2 separate regions of the Homo sapiens genome follow, and region 1 is linked to region 2. A link is a loop called in an ENCODE intact Hi-C map of the cell type or tissue named here. Cell type or tissue: Caco-2. All regions are shown on one strand. Links, peaks and the distances in the headings refer to the core of each region. The heading gives the core; the rest is flanking DNA. Region 1 overlaps CUX1 (cut like homeobox 1). Region 2 overlaps CUX1 (cut like homeobox 1).

Region 1 (8,331 bases), core at 168-8,167, 110 kb after region 2:
AATCCCAGCACTTTGGGAGCCTGAGGCGGGCGGCTCACTTGAGCCCAGGAGTTCAAGACCAGCCTGGGCAACATGGCAAAAGCCTGTCTCTACAAAAAATACAAAAATTATCCTGGCATGGTAGCTCCTAACTGTAGTCCTGGATACTTATGAGTCTGAAGTGGGAGGATCGCTTGAGCCCAGGAGGTCGAGGCTGCAGTGAGCCTAATTATACCACTGCACTGCGACCTGGGTGACAGAGCAAGACCCTGTCTAAAAAAAAAGGGATTCTTAAATATTTGTTGACGGGAATTGGAGAGGCATGAAGGAAGATGGGTTTTGGAGAAAGACTGACTTGGGATTGATTCACTAGGGTCCACTACGAGCTCTCTGCGTGACCCTGAATGAGCTATGAGCTGTCCACCTCCCTTTCTGACCTGTACAATGGGCATACCGGAAGTCAAGTCACTGGGTGGTTTTTGTTGTTGTTGTTGTTGTTGTTTTGTTTTGAGATGGAATCTTGCTCTGTCGTCTAGGCTGGAGTGCAGTGGCACGATCTTGGCTCACTACAACCTCCACCTCCTGGGTTCAAGCGATTCTCCTGCCTCAGCCTACCAAGTAGCTGGGATTACAGGCGTGCGCCACCACATCCAGCTAATTTTTGTATTTTTAGTAGAGACGGGGTTTCACCATGTTAGCCAGGATGGTCTTGATCTCCTGACCTCATGATTCGCCCACCTCAGCCTCCCAAAGTGCTGGGATTACAGGCGTGAGCCACTGCACCCAGCATGCTAGGTGGTTTTGAAGAGGCAGGAATGGGATGTGTGTGTATAGCACCTGGCATGGTGAGAGTCTGAGGCTAAGCTGTCGAGAGATAGAAGCTATTCCCAGCAAGCTCAGAGCAGGGCGTGGTATGCGTTTCTGAAATTAACGGCCTTGGAGGAAATTGACTTTCACCGCATCACCACGACGGACTGGGCCCACATTGTCTGTCTGTCGTGGGGAGATGTCACAGGGTACCCATCCCTCTCCCGTTTTGGAGAGAAGCCCGCAGGTCTGTGGTACTGAGGCTGCTCCGAGACCCCGGTTTATCGTGAGCAGTCATCGCCATGCGTCAGCTGGGACAGCACGGGCTGACTGTGGCAGACAACGGCAGTAAAGTTTTCCATGTGTAGGCTTGAAGCAAAATGTAATTAGCCTTTATGTGCAGAACAAGGGCCCATTGATGAATACAGCTGGTCTTTGTTTTGTCCTGTCGTTGAGAGTGGGAGGTAAAAGTGTTCTTCTTCATGTTTATTAATGCAAGATTCCTTAGACAAATGGCAAGCACAGTTTAATATTTGTTGGAACATGGGGGCTTTGCCAAAACAGTTGTTGTGTAAGAGGATTGCAAGGTTTCCGATTATAACCATTTCTGGGTTAAATAAATGAATTATTTCTGCCCTTTTTTTCTTTTTTGAAATTTTTTTAGAGTCAGGGTCTCACTGTGTTGCCCAGAGTGGTCTCAAACTCCTGGCCTCAGGTGATCCTCCCGTCTTAGCCTCTCAAAGTGCTGGGATTACAGGCATGAGCCACTACGCCTGACATTCTTTTTTCTTTAGTTAAAAACATAGCTCCTTCTCAGATGGTCACCCTGTGTACGGATCTTCCCGCTTCTCTTAGCAAATGGAGATTTACCACCCTAATAGCCTTAACCTTGGAGACTCTAGCAAAGGAACGTGCTGTGGATTTTAACATCTAAACAATTCCTTGGGATGGATGGCCGTGGAGGTGGCAGATCCCTGGAATCACGCAGCAGTAGGCAGCCCAGAGAGAGGCCTGGGCATCCCTCACTGCCCCAAGTTCCTGCATCCGTCTCCTGCAGCTGTTCACTTACTTGATCTTGGGTTTGGGTTGCTACTGCACCCTCCAGCAGGAATGTCGCCCTCCCAGCCAAGCGGCTAGTGTTCTGGGCAAAAATGCAGGAATTCCCATTTTTGCTGAAGTCCACGATCCTATGCCCTGTCCCCAAGAATCTGGATTGGAAAAGGAGTTCCAGCTGCAATACACACAGTCAGCTTCTTGCATTCCTCCCCACTCGTGGGCCGAGGCACTGAGCCTCGATGAAAGAAAATATTGAATCGCACTGAAATACTACATTTTTTATAGCTAATGTTAGTCTTAGGAGAATTTGCACCTCCCAAACCTTTCCTGCCAGTAAAATTCGTATTTCTTAAGGTTACTCATGTTGTATTCCTAGCCTATATGCTTTTTTCAAAGAACGACATTGTGTATACACATACTTACATAGTACGGTTACAAAAGAGACATTTACGAGGAACTTCACTTAGGTTAATTTTAGAGTATTTTCTTTATAACATGTATATAACCAGTACTTTATCACAAAATACAACGTGCTCTGAAACAGCAGAAAACTTTCCCGTAGCTAACTCAGCACTGGGGAGCCTCTACGCTTCTTTGGAGGGATAGAGAACTCCAGATCCCAAAGGAGGACATAAGACAGAATTTGAAAAGGGGAGGAGGCTGGGCATGGTGGCTCACGCCTATCATCCCAGCACTCTGGGAGACTGAGGTGGGAGGATCACTTGAGCCCAAGAGTTTGAGACCAGCCTGGGCAACATAGTGAGACCCCACCTCTACCAAAAAATACAAAAATTATCTGGGCATGGTGTTGTGCCTTTAGTTCCATTTACTTGGGAGGCTGAGTTGGAAGGTTCGCTTGAGCCTGGAAGTTCCAGCCTGTAGTAAGCTATGATTGCATCACTGTACTCCAGCCTGAGTGACAAAACGAGAGCCCATCTCTAAAAATAATAATAATAATTTTTAAAAGGAGGGGAGGAGGATACCAGCAGTTCAAGACACAAGTCTGCATGGCAAATGTGGGTGGGATGGATACTTTCTTTTTATTTTATTTTTTATTTTTTTGAGATAGGGTCTCTGTTAGTTATTCAGGCTGGAGTGCAGTGGTGCGATCATGGCTCACTGCAACCTCCACCTCCCGGGTTCAAGTGATTCTTCTGCCTCAGCTGCTGGAGGAGCTGGGATTACAGGCTTGTGCCACCATGCCTGGCTAATTTTTGCTTTTTGGTTTTTTTTTTTTTTGGAGACTGAGTCTCGCTCTATTGCCCAGGCTGGAGTGCAGTGGCACGATCTTGGCTCACGGCATCCTCCGCCTCCCGGGTTCAAGCGATTCTCCTGCCTCAGTCTCCCAAGTAACTGGAATTGCAGGCATCTGCCACCACACCCAGCTAATTTTTGTATTTTTAGTAGAGACGAGGTTTCACCATGTTGGCCAGGCTGGTCTCGAACTCCCAGACTCAAGTGATCTGCCCGCCTTGGCCTCCTGAAGTGCTGGGATGACAGGTGTGAGCAGCTGGGATGGATACTTTGTTTACATACTGTTCTGGACTATTTCACAATGATTTCCTGAGTGTTATCTTGTTTGCCCTTTCCTGAAGTCACTGGGGCAGCTTTTATTGTGCTCATTGCATGGATGAGGAAGCAGTCCCAGGAACACGCAGATTCAGGCCCTGGACCTGGTCCTTTAGGCTCAAATTCCAGTGCTTTTTGCTTGAGACCACGGCGGTCTTCAAAGCCCCTTTCTGGTGCCAGCTTTGTAATCAAGCAGCAAAGGTGAGGGCTAGTCAGGTGAAGGCAGGCGTTCCTGGGGGGTTCAGCCTTTCCCAGCCTCACAAGCCCCCGTTGTATTTACCATAGCAGATTGATTTTTCCCTTTTTGAACAATAATTCCTCATGAAAGACTCACAGAACTGGGGCCAGGTAGAGCCCGGTTGAGTAAACCTGAGAATCACCCAGCTGTCTTGACCATCATATTTAGACAAATATTGCATCCCCTGATTGAATTTGAAAGGGACAACTTAAGCATCCTGAAAACAGAGTCTGTCTGCTGTACCTTTAAGAATGTAAAATTTTCTATTTCCTGTCTTTTTGATGAGTCATCAGTTTCCAGTACGAGTTGCTGTAATTACCCTGGTTGGATTAATTTCCCTAAAAATAGAGAAGCAGCCACTTTTATGGTTTTCAGAGTATGGACTTGAATAAAGAACCTCCTGTCCTTTAAACCTTAGAGAGCACTAAATCAGACTTGCAGGGAAAAACCGATGGCCTTTTTTTTTTTTCTTCCTGTGTCTTATCTCCAAAAGGGGCTTGTGGATTTTGTAGAATTCTTGGGATTTTTCATCTCTGTACAAGTATTTTGCTCCACACCTAAAAATTGATGCCTGGGTGAGCCCTGAAGGATTTTCCTTGTCTTTTGTAGTAACACCAGCTGTCTTGGCCCCCTCTGAATAGTACAACCATGACCTGGTGTCTCCCCAGGTTGGGGGCTAGACAAAAACAAGGGGGTGGCTTCATAGTTCCAAGTCCAGGTAGAAATTCCTCTGAGCGCTGACGATTCTTTGCCAGTTCTGTGGCCCCCAGACATGGCTAGGAAATGTAATTGACATGTAATAGACATGTCTATTGCAAAGCATCAGTGAGAATTGCCAAACTTTACTCCTCTCCTTCATTGATGTTTAGGGAAGGGCTGCTTTACTGTGGTAGGTGTGGTGTCAGGTGCTGGAACGATAGAGTAAGGACAGGGTGGGAGGGGGCTTACAGACGTCACATGCACACACACAGGCTCACACACTCTGTACTCAAAAACACGTACACATAAATAGAGAGGCAGCCGGGCACGGTGGCTCATACCTGTAATCCCAGAACTCTGGGAGGCCGAGATGGGTGGATCACCTGAGGTCAGAAGTTCAAGACCAGACCAGCCAACATGGTGAAACCCCGTCTCTACTAAAAATACAAAAATTAGCTGGGTGTGGTGGCGCATGCCTGTAATCCCAGCTACACGGGAGGCTAAGGTAGGATAATTGCTTGAACTTAGGAGGCAGAGGTTGCAGTGAGCTGAGATCGCGCCACTACACTCCAGCCTGGGCAATAGAGTTAGACTCTGTCTCAAAAATAAAAAAAAAAGAGAGGCACTGTGCATGTGGCCATGTATATAAACATGTTTGTGAATATAAACATGCAATCAGTTTTTAAAAAATTTTTATCGGCCGGGCGCAGTGGCTCATGCCTGTAATCCCAGCACTTTGGGAGGCCGAGGCGGGCGAATCATGAGGTCAGGAGATTGAGACCATCCTGGCTAACACAGTGAAACCCCATCTCTACTAAAAATATAAAAAATGAGCCAGGCGTGGTGGCGGGTGCCTATAGTCCCAGCTACTCGGGAGGCTGAGGCAGGAGAATGGCGTGAACCCGGGAGGCAGAGCTTGCAGTGAGCCGAGATTGTGCCACTGCACTCCAGCCTGGGTGGCAGAGTGAGACTCCGTCTCAAAAAAAAAAAAAAAAAAATTATCATACAGTCTCTCAACCAGTCCTACTGCTTTTTTTTATTTATTGATTTTGAGACAGGGTCTCACTCTGTCACCCAGGCTAGAGTACAGTGATGCGATCTTGGCTCACTACAACTTCTACCTCCCGGTTTCAAACGATTTTCCCACCTCAGCCACCCAAGTAGCTGGTATCACAGGTGTGTACCACCACACCTGGCTAATTTTTGTATTTTTAGTAGAGATGGGGGTTTCACCATGTTACCTAGGCGGGTCTTGAACTCCTGAGCTCAAGTGATCCACTCATCTCGGCCTCCCAAAGTATGGGATTACAGGCATGAGCCACCGCGCCTGGCCAATAAAGCAATCATATTCATCCAGCATCCTTTGAGAGGGTAGAGAAAATCATTATTCACAGACTGTCACCTGGGTTTGGCGTGCATTCCTACAGATTTTACCTATTTAAGAGATCCTTAAAGTTTTTCTGATTCACTGTTAAGGTAAGCCTAGGGATCTTGCAGTGTATATGTGAAGGAAATGGGTAACGGACTGTTGAGTGAATACAGTGTATAGATTGTAGCACATATGGTGATCTGTGAAACGGGGGTGTCATGACACACCCCTTCCTGCATCCCAAAATTGTGGGGGTCAGGGTGGATAACGGGCATTTCTGCAGCCTGCACAGCAGTGCCGAATGCAGGCTGCAATCCAGCAATGTCACTGCTGGGTATTTATCCAAAGAAAGGAAATGGCTGTGTTGCAGGCATACCTGCACTCACACGTTTATCACAGCGCTGTTCACACAGCAGCCTAGGTGAGGAAGTGACCTATGTGCCCAGCTTCAGATGAATGGATGAAGAAAATGTGTAGATCCACAGTGGAATATGATGGAGCCTTACAAAAGGAAATCCTGCCATTTGCAACAACAACGTGGATTCATCTGGGGGATGTTACATTAAGTGAAATGAACCAGGCACAGAAAGACGAATACCACAAGATCTCACTCATGTAAAACGTTGATCACATAAAAGTTAAGAAGAATGGTGGTTACCAGGGGGTGAGGAGAGGTTGGTTAAATGATACATATTTATAGGTAGACAGGAGGAATAAGTTTGAGAGATGTATTAGACAGTGACTATAGTTAATGCCGGTATATTGTAAAATTGGTTAGTAGAAATTTTTTTTTTTTTTTTGAGACAGAGTCTCCCCTCTGTTGCCCAGGCTGGAGTGCAGTGGCATGATCTCGGCTCACTGCAACCTCCGCCTCCTGGGTTCAAGCAATTTTTATGTCTCAGCCTCCCAAGTATCTGGGAGTACAGGCACAGGGCACCACGCCCAGCTAATTTTTGTATTTTTAACAGAGACAGGGTTTCGCCATGTTGGCCAGGCTGGTCTCGATCTCCTGACCTCAGGTGATCTGCCCACCTCAGCCTTCTAAAGTGCTGGATTTACAGGCATGAGCCACCGCGTCTGGCCCCATTTTTTAAGTGTTGACTGAAAACTACCTCAAAAGACCGGCTTTATCCCACACTCTGTACACCACAGGCTTAGCACGTCGTGGCTCTCCAGGAACTCTTGAGCCTTCCCCATGATGATGAGTGGGTCAGGGTTACCGCAGAGCTGAACGGCCTCTGTAGCGTTCAGCCTGCAGCCTGCCCAATGAGGACGTTTGCGCTCTGGAAAGGTAAACTCAGGATGCTGTTGGCTCCTAAGCAGAAAGCAGGCGCCACCCAGCCTTCAAGTGCTTCAACAGTGAAGAGTTAGGACGGAGGCCCAGCCTGGAACATTCACGCCACCTTCTGCCCCCAGTAAAATTCCTTAAAGCTATGAGGTTCTGACTCACCACGGGGAGTCCCTGGCCGCCGCTGGGAGGGCCTTGGCCATGCAAATCTCAGTGACATAGCACGTCTTATTTGCTTCAGAAGTGGCAGAGGAGAAAGTGACTTGCCTCACGCTGCCCGGTTCCACCCAGGGACCTTGTGAAGAGACGCGGGAAGGCTGGCAGAAAGGAGAACCGTCCTTCCTGTGGAATACTCCCGAGATCGCACCACTCCACTCCAGCCTGGGTGACAAGAGCAAAACTCCATCTCAAAAAAAAAAAAAAAAAGGCACTGTACATGTGTCCATGTATATAAACATGTTTATGAATATACATAAATAATTTTTTAAAAAATTTTGTCATGCAGTCTCAGCCAGTCCTGCTGTTTTTATTTTATTTTATTTTATTTTATTTATTTTTTTGAGACAAGGTCTCACTCTATCACCCAGGCTGGAGTGCGGTGATATGATCTTGGCTCACTACAACCTCCGCCTCCTGGGTTCAAGCAATCTTCCCACCTCAGCCACCCAAGTAGCTGGAATTATAGGCTGTTTCCTTTTACATGACATTATTTTCCCTTTTTTATGTTTTATTTTATTTTATTTTTGAGATAGAGTCTCACTCTGTTGCCCAGGCTGGAGTACAGTGGTGCGATCTCAGCTCACTGCAACCTCTGCCTCTTGGGTTCAAGCGATTCTCCAGCCTCAGCCTCCCGAGTACCTGGGACTACAAGTGTGCACCACCATTTCCGGCTGTGTGTGTGTGTGTGTGTGTGTGTGTGTGTGTGTATTTTTTGTAGAGACGGGGTTTTATCATGTTGGCCAGGCTGGTCTTGAACTCCTGGTCTCAAGTGATCCACCCGCCTCGGCCTCCCAAAGTGCTGAGATTAGAAGTGTGAGGTACCACGCCCGGCCCGTGACATTATTTTTAAGTACAAAAGCCATACATGTTTACTATACAAAGTTTAGAAAATTCTCAAAGATTTTTTTTAAAGGAAGCAGATCATCACTCATAATCCCACAGCAAAGATGATCATTGTTAACATTTTGGCCTATTTCCATAGTCTTTTTTTCTATACAGATTGTTCCTTACAATGGCATTATGTCCCCTAAACCCATCGTAACTTGTAAATACCTTAAGTCTAAAATGTGTTTAGCACACCTAACCTAAATGTCATAGCTTAGCCTC
Region 2 (8,331 bases), core at 84-8,083:
TTTTTGTATTTTTAGTAGAGGCAAGGTTTCACCATGTTGGTCAGGCTGGTCTCGAACTCCTGACCTCAGGTGATCTACCTGCCTTGGCCTCCCAAAGTGCTGGGATTACAGGCACCACTTCTGGTTCTGTTACCTTCGTCCAAACTTGTATTTCCCAGCTGGTATCTTCCATCTCCAGGCTTTCCCCTCTGGCCTGTCCTTTAGCAGGAGTCACCTTCCTGAAGCAGACCCTGGTCTGGTCTCTGCGTACTACCTTTTGCATGGTTGGTGGCCGTCCACCCGCCTCTCAGGCCATGTCTGGGTTCTTCTAGGGGCTTCGGTGATCTGGGAGCCTGTCCCCGCTGGCCCCCTCTCCCATGTCTTACTCCATCAGCTTCACCTTGTTTGTATCTCTGGATCTCCTCTTTTTTCCTTCTGTTTGTATCTTGTCTCTTTCTAGAAAGCCCCCCCACCTCTACTCGCCCCTCTGTGGCAAATATCACCCAATTCAGGTGCCCCCAGCCCAGCAAAGAGGGATTTTCATTCCTTGGGCCCCCGTTGTAGGCTAGCTGCGCCTGTCTTTCGGCACATTTCATTTCCTGCCTGGTATTTCGGTCGTGTGCGTGTCTTTATTCTCCTCGTGTAATCCCTGAGGTGCAGAGTGCGTGTCTGTCCTCCTCTGCCCTCTCTAGAGATTGGGATATGACCAGTGTTCAGCCCCCAACCAAAAGAGCCTAAGAACCCCAGGTCCCCAGCCTGTCCTGCTCTGCTGGGGGCCCACATGCCTGGGGACAAGGCACCTTTCCTTCCCTGACCTTGACTAGGACAGGACATGGGGTAGGGCCTGAACATTGAGCAATTGTCAAACTGCCTACTTACGATGAACAAAATAGCTTTTCAGGAGGCGAGACCACAGCACAGTCATGGTGAATCCTGATGCGCACCCCAGGTCTTTTATCAGGATTTTTGTTTTTCCTGGTGGGCACAGATGTAGGTGGAGCAGATCAGAGGCCTCTCAGGTTCTTGATCACTCATGGCAGTTCAGGCCTGCCAGTAGTGAGGTCAGAGATCCATACAGCAGGGGAGAGAAGGGAGGTACAGGGAACCCTCGGCCCCGCGTGCTCCAGCAGGTCTGCATGATTAACCTGAATTGCAGTGTTCAGAGGCTCGGCCTGCCAGCCACAGCGGTTCCAGATGAAATGCAGCTTAGAAGGCAGCATGGTGTAGTAGCTTTGGCGCCAGCCGCACCCAGAGTTTGGATTGTAGCCAGATGGCCTCAGGTGCAATGTATAACCTCTGGGAATTCCAGATTTCCTATTTACACGACAGGGATGATTCCATACCTGAAGGGCTGTTTGGAAGCATCTAGAAGCAAGCACAGTGGAGTGGCTGTCATGACGCTGACCGCACAAATGATGGTGTTAGGATCCCTCCACGGATGTGGCCAGGTGACACCCCTCACCTAGGCCGCACAGCACCCTAATGTACACACTGAAGAAAGGCTGCGTGGGGCTGCAGAGCGGCTCATTTCTAAGAAGGCCAAAGAAATTGCTCAGTCCAGACCAGGGAACCCAGTTTCTCTTTTAGAGGTGGGATCTTGCTATGTTGCTCAGGCTGGTCTCGAACTCCTGACCTCAAGTGATCCTCCCGCCTTGGCCTCCCAAAGTGTTGAGATTCCAGGCATGAACCACTGCACCCAACCTGTAGCCTCTTTCTACAAGTAAAATAATTCAGGTGAGTTCAGGCCCACGCCAGGTCTTAAACCCTGGCCCTCTGCCCATCTTCCAGCCTCCACCCCTTCTCTCTCCTTACAGAATCTTCTGTTCTTCTGCACACCAGCGTGGCAGACAGGTTGGCCAAGGGCCTTGGACTTCTTTATCTCTAGTACATGTTCCTGTAAATTTAAACCTCCTCAGTTGGGTAAAAGCTTTGGAATTACTAACATTCCTTTTGTGCTGCCTAACGTTCTTGCCATTTAAAAGATTAGCAGGCATAATTTCAGTGAGCCTTCGTGACTGGCGTGCCTCACTTAGCTTAATCCCTGGTTGGTACATGTTAAAACCTATAAAGACAGCCTCTCCAGCACACATGGGGAGCTTGAAAATGAAAGAAAGGTTGCTCTGACCTCTCAGAACTGCGGACTTCTTAAAAAAGAAAGAGTGAGGTGGGCGGCCTCCCTTGCTGCCGGTGCTAGATTCCATGATATGAAACAGCAAGGGTGCAGCTGGGTGCGGTGGCTCATGCCTGTAATCCCAGCACTTCGGAGGCGGGGGTGGGCAGATCACCTGAGGTCAGGAGTTCGAGACCAGCCTGGCCAACATGGTGAAACCCCGTCTCTACTAAATAATACAAAAATTAGCCAGGCATGGTGGTGAGTGCCTGTAGCCCCAGCTACTCAGGAGGCTGAAGCAGGAGAATCACTTGAACCCAGAGGTGGAGGTTGCAGTGAGCTGAGATCACGCCACTGTACTCCAGCCTGGGCAACAGAACAAGAAGACTCTGTCTCAAAAAAAAAAAAAAAAAAAAACTGACTTGGATATGTGCTTACATAAGAAAGGGAGATTCACCAAGTGAACCATGCATAGCATCTCTTAAATCTGTATCATGGAATTCGTGATTGGGCCTCTCTTTCATATCAGGCAACATACATGTGATGTACATACCTGTAGCTTCCGGGAAAGGGAAGGAAGTAGAGATGACATTGTCTGTTACTCGTTTGTATGTGTGTGTGCGTATTTAAGTAAATATGTGTGTGCATAGGGACATGTCACATGCATGTGTGGCACATTTATAGGATGAAGAGGTGTCTAAAAGACATTGAGGAAACTCAGTGAAGGAGTTCTGCCGGCGGGCGTGAGGACCACGCTAAAAGATGCCGGTTGTGCTTTGTGTCTAAGCTGAAAGCATGGATATCATTTTATAAAAGTAAAATTATATTGGCCAGGCGTGGTGGCTCATGCCTGTAGTCCCAGCACATTGGGAGGCCGAGGTGGGCGGATCACCTGAGGTCGAGAGTGTGAGACCAGCCTGACCAACATGGAGAAACCCCCATCTCTACTAAAAATACAAAAAATTAGCCAGGCATGGTGGCACATGCCTGTAATCCCAGCTACTCAGGAGGCTGAAGCAGGAGAATCACTTGAACCTGGGAGGCGGAGGTTGCAGTGAGCCAAGATCATGCCATTGCACTCCAGCCTGGGCAACAAGAGCAAAACTCCATCTCAGAAAAATAAAAAAAAAAAGTAAAATTATATTGTTATTGACGGTCTCTTTGTTCGAGTAAGCCGTCTCTGGATATATCATTGTATGGTGTATTCATGCCAAGGATTTGGTGTGAGTCTTGAAGCATTCACACCAAATTGTGGCCAAGCCCAGCACTGAGAGCGCAGTGGGCGTTCGGAGGACACGTTTGGATTTTGTGATCCTCTGCCTGGCAGGAGCTGCTCAGCCCCTACAGCCCCTTCCCCGAGACCACCAATGCGTTTCTCTTCAGTTTTGCTATTCTCATACGCTGGTGATGGGATTTTGGAGACAAACATGGTCTCTTCTGCTTGCTTGCTTGCTTATTTATTTATTTTTCCTCCCAGGTTCAAGTGATTCTCCTGCCTCAGCCTCCCAAGTAGCTGGGATTACAGGTGTGCGCCACCATGCCCAGCTAATTTTGTGTTTTTAGTAGAGACGGGTTTCACCGTGTTGGCCAGGCTGGTCTTGAACTCCTGACCTCAGGTGACCTGCCCACCTTGGCCTCCCAAAGTGCTGAGATTACAGACATGAGCCACCGCGCCTGGCCTTCTGCCTTTTTTGGTGAACTCCCTGTGGGTGGGAGAACTACCCGGTGGAGTCGGTACCTAACCAGGGCAGGACACGGAGGTACACCCCTCTCATTTTCGGCAGCAGGGTGAGAGGATTTTTATTATCTTACTTAGACACTTGAATTTATTTTTTTATTTTGAGACGGAATTTCGGTCTTGTCACCCAGGCTGGAGTGCAATGGTGTGATCGCTGGTCCCTGGGTTCAAGTGATTCTCCAACCTCAGCCTCCCAAGTAGCTAGGATTACAGGCGCCCATCACCACACCTGGCTAATTTTTGTATTTTTAGTAGAGACGGGGTTTCACCATGTTGGCCATGCTGGTTGACGCTTGAATTTATTTATTTATTTCAGATAATTTTGGACTACAGAAAGGACTCTTTGAAAGGGTATTCTAAAATAATTTCACCCAATTAGGTTTTAAACATAGTCTGCCATATTGTTGATTTCACAGGATTTGCTTTTTTAAAAAAATGTATTTTATTTATTTAGAATTTTTCTTTAAGAGATGGGGTCTCACTCTGTTGCCCAGGCTGGAGTACAGTGGTGCGATCTCGGCTCACTGCAACCTCCGCCTCCCGGGTTGAAGCAATTCTCATGTCTCAGCCTCCCAAGTAGCTGGGACTATAGGTGCGTGCCACCATGCCTGGCTAATTTTTGTATTTTTAGTAGAAACGGGGTTTCACCATGTAGGCCAGGCTGGTCTCGAACTCATGACCTCAAGTCATGCACCTGGCTTGGCCTCCCAAAGTGCTAGGATTATAAGCGTGAGCCACTGTGCCTGGCCTTCAGTAGCTTTTAAAGGTTGTAGCTGAAGATTTTGTACTTGTCACATGGGGGAATATGATAATGAAAGCAGAAGATAGACTAGTCACTCTACTTTTCCCAGCGTCCTCTCTGACTGGACTCTTTGAAGGTACTGCCCAGGGTCATGAAGAGATGGCCCTGGCTGCTTCCAGAAGGTATACATTCCCGTGTCCACTCTGTGTCCTGGAGAGTGGGGGCGGGGGGAGGGGGTTGTCCGTCTTTGTATCTCTGTCTCTCAGTACAAATTTAATGAAGGAATGAATCAATGAATGAATGAAGCAAGCATTCCCCCAGAGAATTCTTAAATCATCTTAGCCGGTCATGGAATTTCCCAGCAAGTCAGCTTTTAGAATCCTGAAAATATTTTCAGTATTCATCTCTTTAAGGAATATATCAAAAGCAGTCAGCACCAACCACGGTTTTTCAGCTGATTCCCAAATGTGTGATAAGAAACACCTAATTCCTTGGGGGAGAAAACTTGTTCAGGTTAAATTCTTGCGGTAATCCTTACGGCCCTGTGGTGTTCGCTAAGATGTAGCAAGAATGTAAATAGCTAGGTACTTTGATCTACCTCAAATACTTACTAGTTTAAACATTCTGCCATTCTGCCGTCATACCAAAAAAAAAAAAAAAGCACCATCCCAGGGTTATGAATGACGTTACTGTCTTTGGACATGCTGTCTTGTGTGGCTGAGACGTAGATCAAGAGAAATTTGTAAGAAAGACAATAAGGTACAAAAATCGCCGAAGCTAATGTCAAGATGGAGATAAATAGATCTATATTTGCCATATATGGTAGTAAAAGAAAAGTCTGTGCAAATTTGCTCGACATTTATGGACTTCTATGATTCATCTACCAGGGCCAGCAGCTCCAGCCAAGAGATATAGAATGTCTTCAACTGTATTTCTTTCCTAAATTGTTTCATTACAAAGAAGCCATGTTGTGTATTCAGAAGAAAATTCCAGGACCGCATGAAAGTCACTATTTGGGAACAGGCCTGAGAAAGCTTGCTTAGAGGAATTCCAAAAGTATTCAAAAGGCAGTTATTGACCAAACACATAATAATTCTCTAAGCATCAACAATTTTCCATAGATCCAAGCTCACATATACAGCGTATTTTCTGTGGCTAGTCACTCCAGAAATAGAGGGTTCTCTGCTTTCTTGACTGATTGACTCATATGCAAACGCTTCTCATTTCATTTTGTTATTTTTTTGAGAAAGGGCTTGTTCTGTCTCCCAGGCTGGAGTGCAGTGGCACAGTCACGGCTCACTGCACCCTCGACCTCTCTGGGCTAAGCCATCCTTCCACCTCAGCCTCCCGAGTAGCTGGGACCATAGGCACACACCACCATGCCTCGCTAATTTTTGTATTTTTTGTAGAGACAGGGTCTCGCCATGTTGCCCAAGCTGGTCTCGAACTCCTGGGCTCAAGCAATCCTCCCACCTCAGCCTCCCAAAGTGCTGGGATTATAGGCATGCATCAACATGCCCAGCCTGTTTTTTGTTTTAATCTGTTATTGAGTAAGGTGCAATTTGTGGCTCCATATACAGGGACAGGTTGCAAAACAGGTACTGAGCCGTGTGTATCCTTCAGGTCCAAGCAGCTTCTAAACTGTGTCTATCTCTGTTCAGGTCCCTGGAACTCTCCTGGGCAGCAAGCTCACAAGAGACCGACCTCTGTGGCCTTCGAAGCGGGTTGCTGTTAGACACACCTTTTAGAAGCTACATTCATAGTATCTCAAAAGACAGACATAAGGGGTACTCGGTATGGCCACCACTCACTCCCACAACACAGCCACCATTTCCCACCCAGAATTTCCTGTGAAATGTGCTCATTTTAAAACAGCACACATCCTGAGAATTGCAAAGTTGGGCATAGAGATCAATACAAATTAGACTTCTTTTTAGATACGCTCTACGCTCTGCAGAGCCCTCTGGGGTCTCCAAGGGCTGGGACCTGCTGGATAAAACTGGATGAAACTAAGTTGCTGCTTCTTTGGTGCCCTTGAATGGACTTTCTTGGCTGCAGTGACGTTAGGTCCGCTTCCTAGCCGCGTGCTGCTCTGCCATCGGGGATGCTAAAGTCGGGGAGGGCCAGGAAGCCTTTCTTTGCTTGGAAGTTTTTGTTTCTCCTTCGCCTGCTAGGTTGGGATAATCCGTTGGGAAGTCTCTGAGCGTCTTTAAACATAAAATCTAGTTTCAAAGGTTTAAATTCCCAAGTTGCCCCCTAAGTTACATGTTGCTTAGGCTTGGTTGCTATCTGTATGGTATAAATAATTCCATTTAGAAATTAAGAAATTATGGGCTGCATTTTTGATGCCAGTGGCTCTGTAGTATCCCCCAACCACCAAAAAAAAAAAAAAAAGAAAAAAAGCATCTAAAAATTGTGAGGTTACCGCTTAGCTCTGTCTTTCTGGCTGCACATGGGTTACCAGGTGCCTTGCCAAGACCCTGCCTCCGTGTCCACCATGCTTTGTGTCTGCAAGTAGATTTACCCATCGTTCATTATTAATTATTCCTCTGAGCAGCTCTGTGAAGCTAGTAAATATTAATAAACAATATGTGCTGATTATGAACCTAAGACAAAAGGATGTCTTTTTCAAGCTGCTTAATTTTAGGTAAACTAGTTGCACACAAGCGATGAATAAACGTGAAGTCAGGCATCCAGGCGGTGAAACAAAATCAAACTGGAACTGCAAAAGGAGAGTGCCTGAGATCTGATTTTATTTTATTTTTGGGATGGAGTCTCACTCTGTCACCCAGGCTGGAGTGCAGTGGCGTGATCTCGGCTCACTGCAACCTCCGCCTCCCAGGTTCACGCAATTCTCCTGCCTCAGCCTCCCAAGTAGCTTGGACTACAGGCACACACCACCATGCCCAGCTAATTTTTGTATTTTAAGTAGAGACGGGGTTTCACTGTGTTGGCCAGGCTGGTCTCGAACTCCTGACCTCAGGTGATCTACCCACTTCAGCCTCCCAAATTGCTGGGGTTACAGGTGTGAGCCACCGCATCCAGCCGAAAGGATACAGTTTATTTAAAGACAAAGGAAAAAGAAAAACCATAATTGTGTTCACTTAGAAACATCTCCCATTTCATACTGATGTCTTTCCTGGTGGTGGTGTCCAAATGCTTATATGTGTGTGAGATTCATTGTTACCATGTTGGGATCAGACTGTAAACAAGCTTTATAAAAGTTCGTGGCTCCTTTCACTCATCCACCCGCTATGCATCGTCCAGATCTGAGTTCACGTGCTCCTTCCCCAAAGGAGCCTTCTCTCCTGTCTAGGGTCAGGTCTGCCTCTTTTTTTCTTTTTCTTTTTTTGGAAGCAGGGTCTCACCCTGTCACCAGGCTGGAGTGTGGTGGCGCGATCACGACTCACTGCAGCCATGACCTCCTAGGCTCAAGCAGTCCTCCCACCTCACTCCCAAGTAGCTGGGATTACAGGCACATGCCACTACACGTGGCTACTTTTTAAAATTTTTTTGTAGAGATGGGATCTTGCTCTGTTGCCCGGGGTGGTCTCGACCTCCTAGGCTCAAGCGATCCTCCCTTAGCCTCCCAAGTAGCTGGGACGACAGGCTCATGCCACCACACCCAGCTAATTTTTTTGATTTTTAGTAGAGATGGGGTCTGGTTATGTTGCCCAGGCTGGTGTTGAGCTCCAGAGCTAAAGCAGTCCTCTCGCCTTAACCTCCCAAAGTGCTGGGATTACAGGCACATGCCCCTGTGCC

Evidence for each region. A loop is a pair of places that touch in the nucleus more often than their neighbours do. Peaks named below come from ENCODE experiments on the same cell type or tissue, not always from the same donor. Only the 100,000 strongest peaks of a DNase experiment are listed, where the experiment ranks them.
Region 1: it touches region 2 in a loop (3-fold over the local background); 2 of 110 quality-filtered maps call a loop at or near these places.

The regions. Positions count from the first base shown.
Region 1 is chr7:102,118,282-102,126,612 of GRCh38, forward strand. The region is part of intron 8 of CUX1 (cut like homeobox 1); the gene reads left to right. Among named protein-coding and RNA genes, the nearest start is that of SH2B2, 160 kb to the right of the region's middle. RefSeq lists enhancers at 896-1,395, 6,940-7,492 and a silencer at 5,233-5,459. In Caco-2, for the core only: no CTCF peak of the experiment used is centred there; DNase peaks (open chromatin) are centred at 3,430 and 7,139.
Region 2 is chr7:102,007,912-102,016,242 of GRCh38, forward strand. All of the region lies in intron 2 of CUX1 (cut like homeobox 1), which reads left to right. Among named protein-coding and RNA genes, the nearest start is that of CUX1, 190 kb to the left of the region's middle. In Caco-2, for the core only: no CTCF peak of the experiment used is centred there; DNase peaks (open chromatin) are centred at 1,207, 1,939, 4,740, 5,110 and 1 weaker place; H3K4me3 peaks cover 378 bases.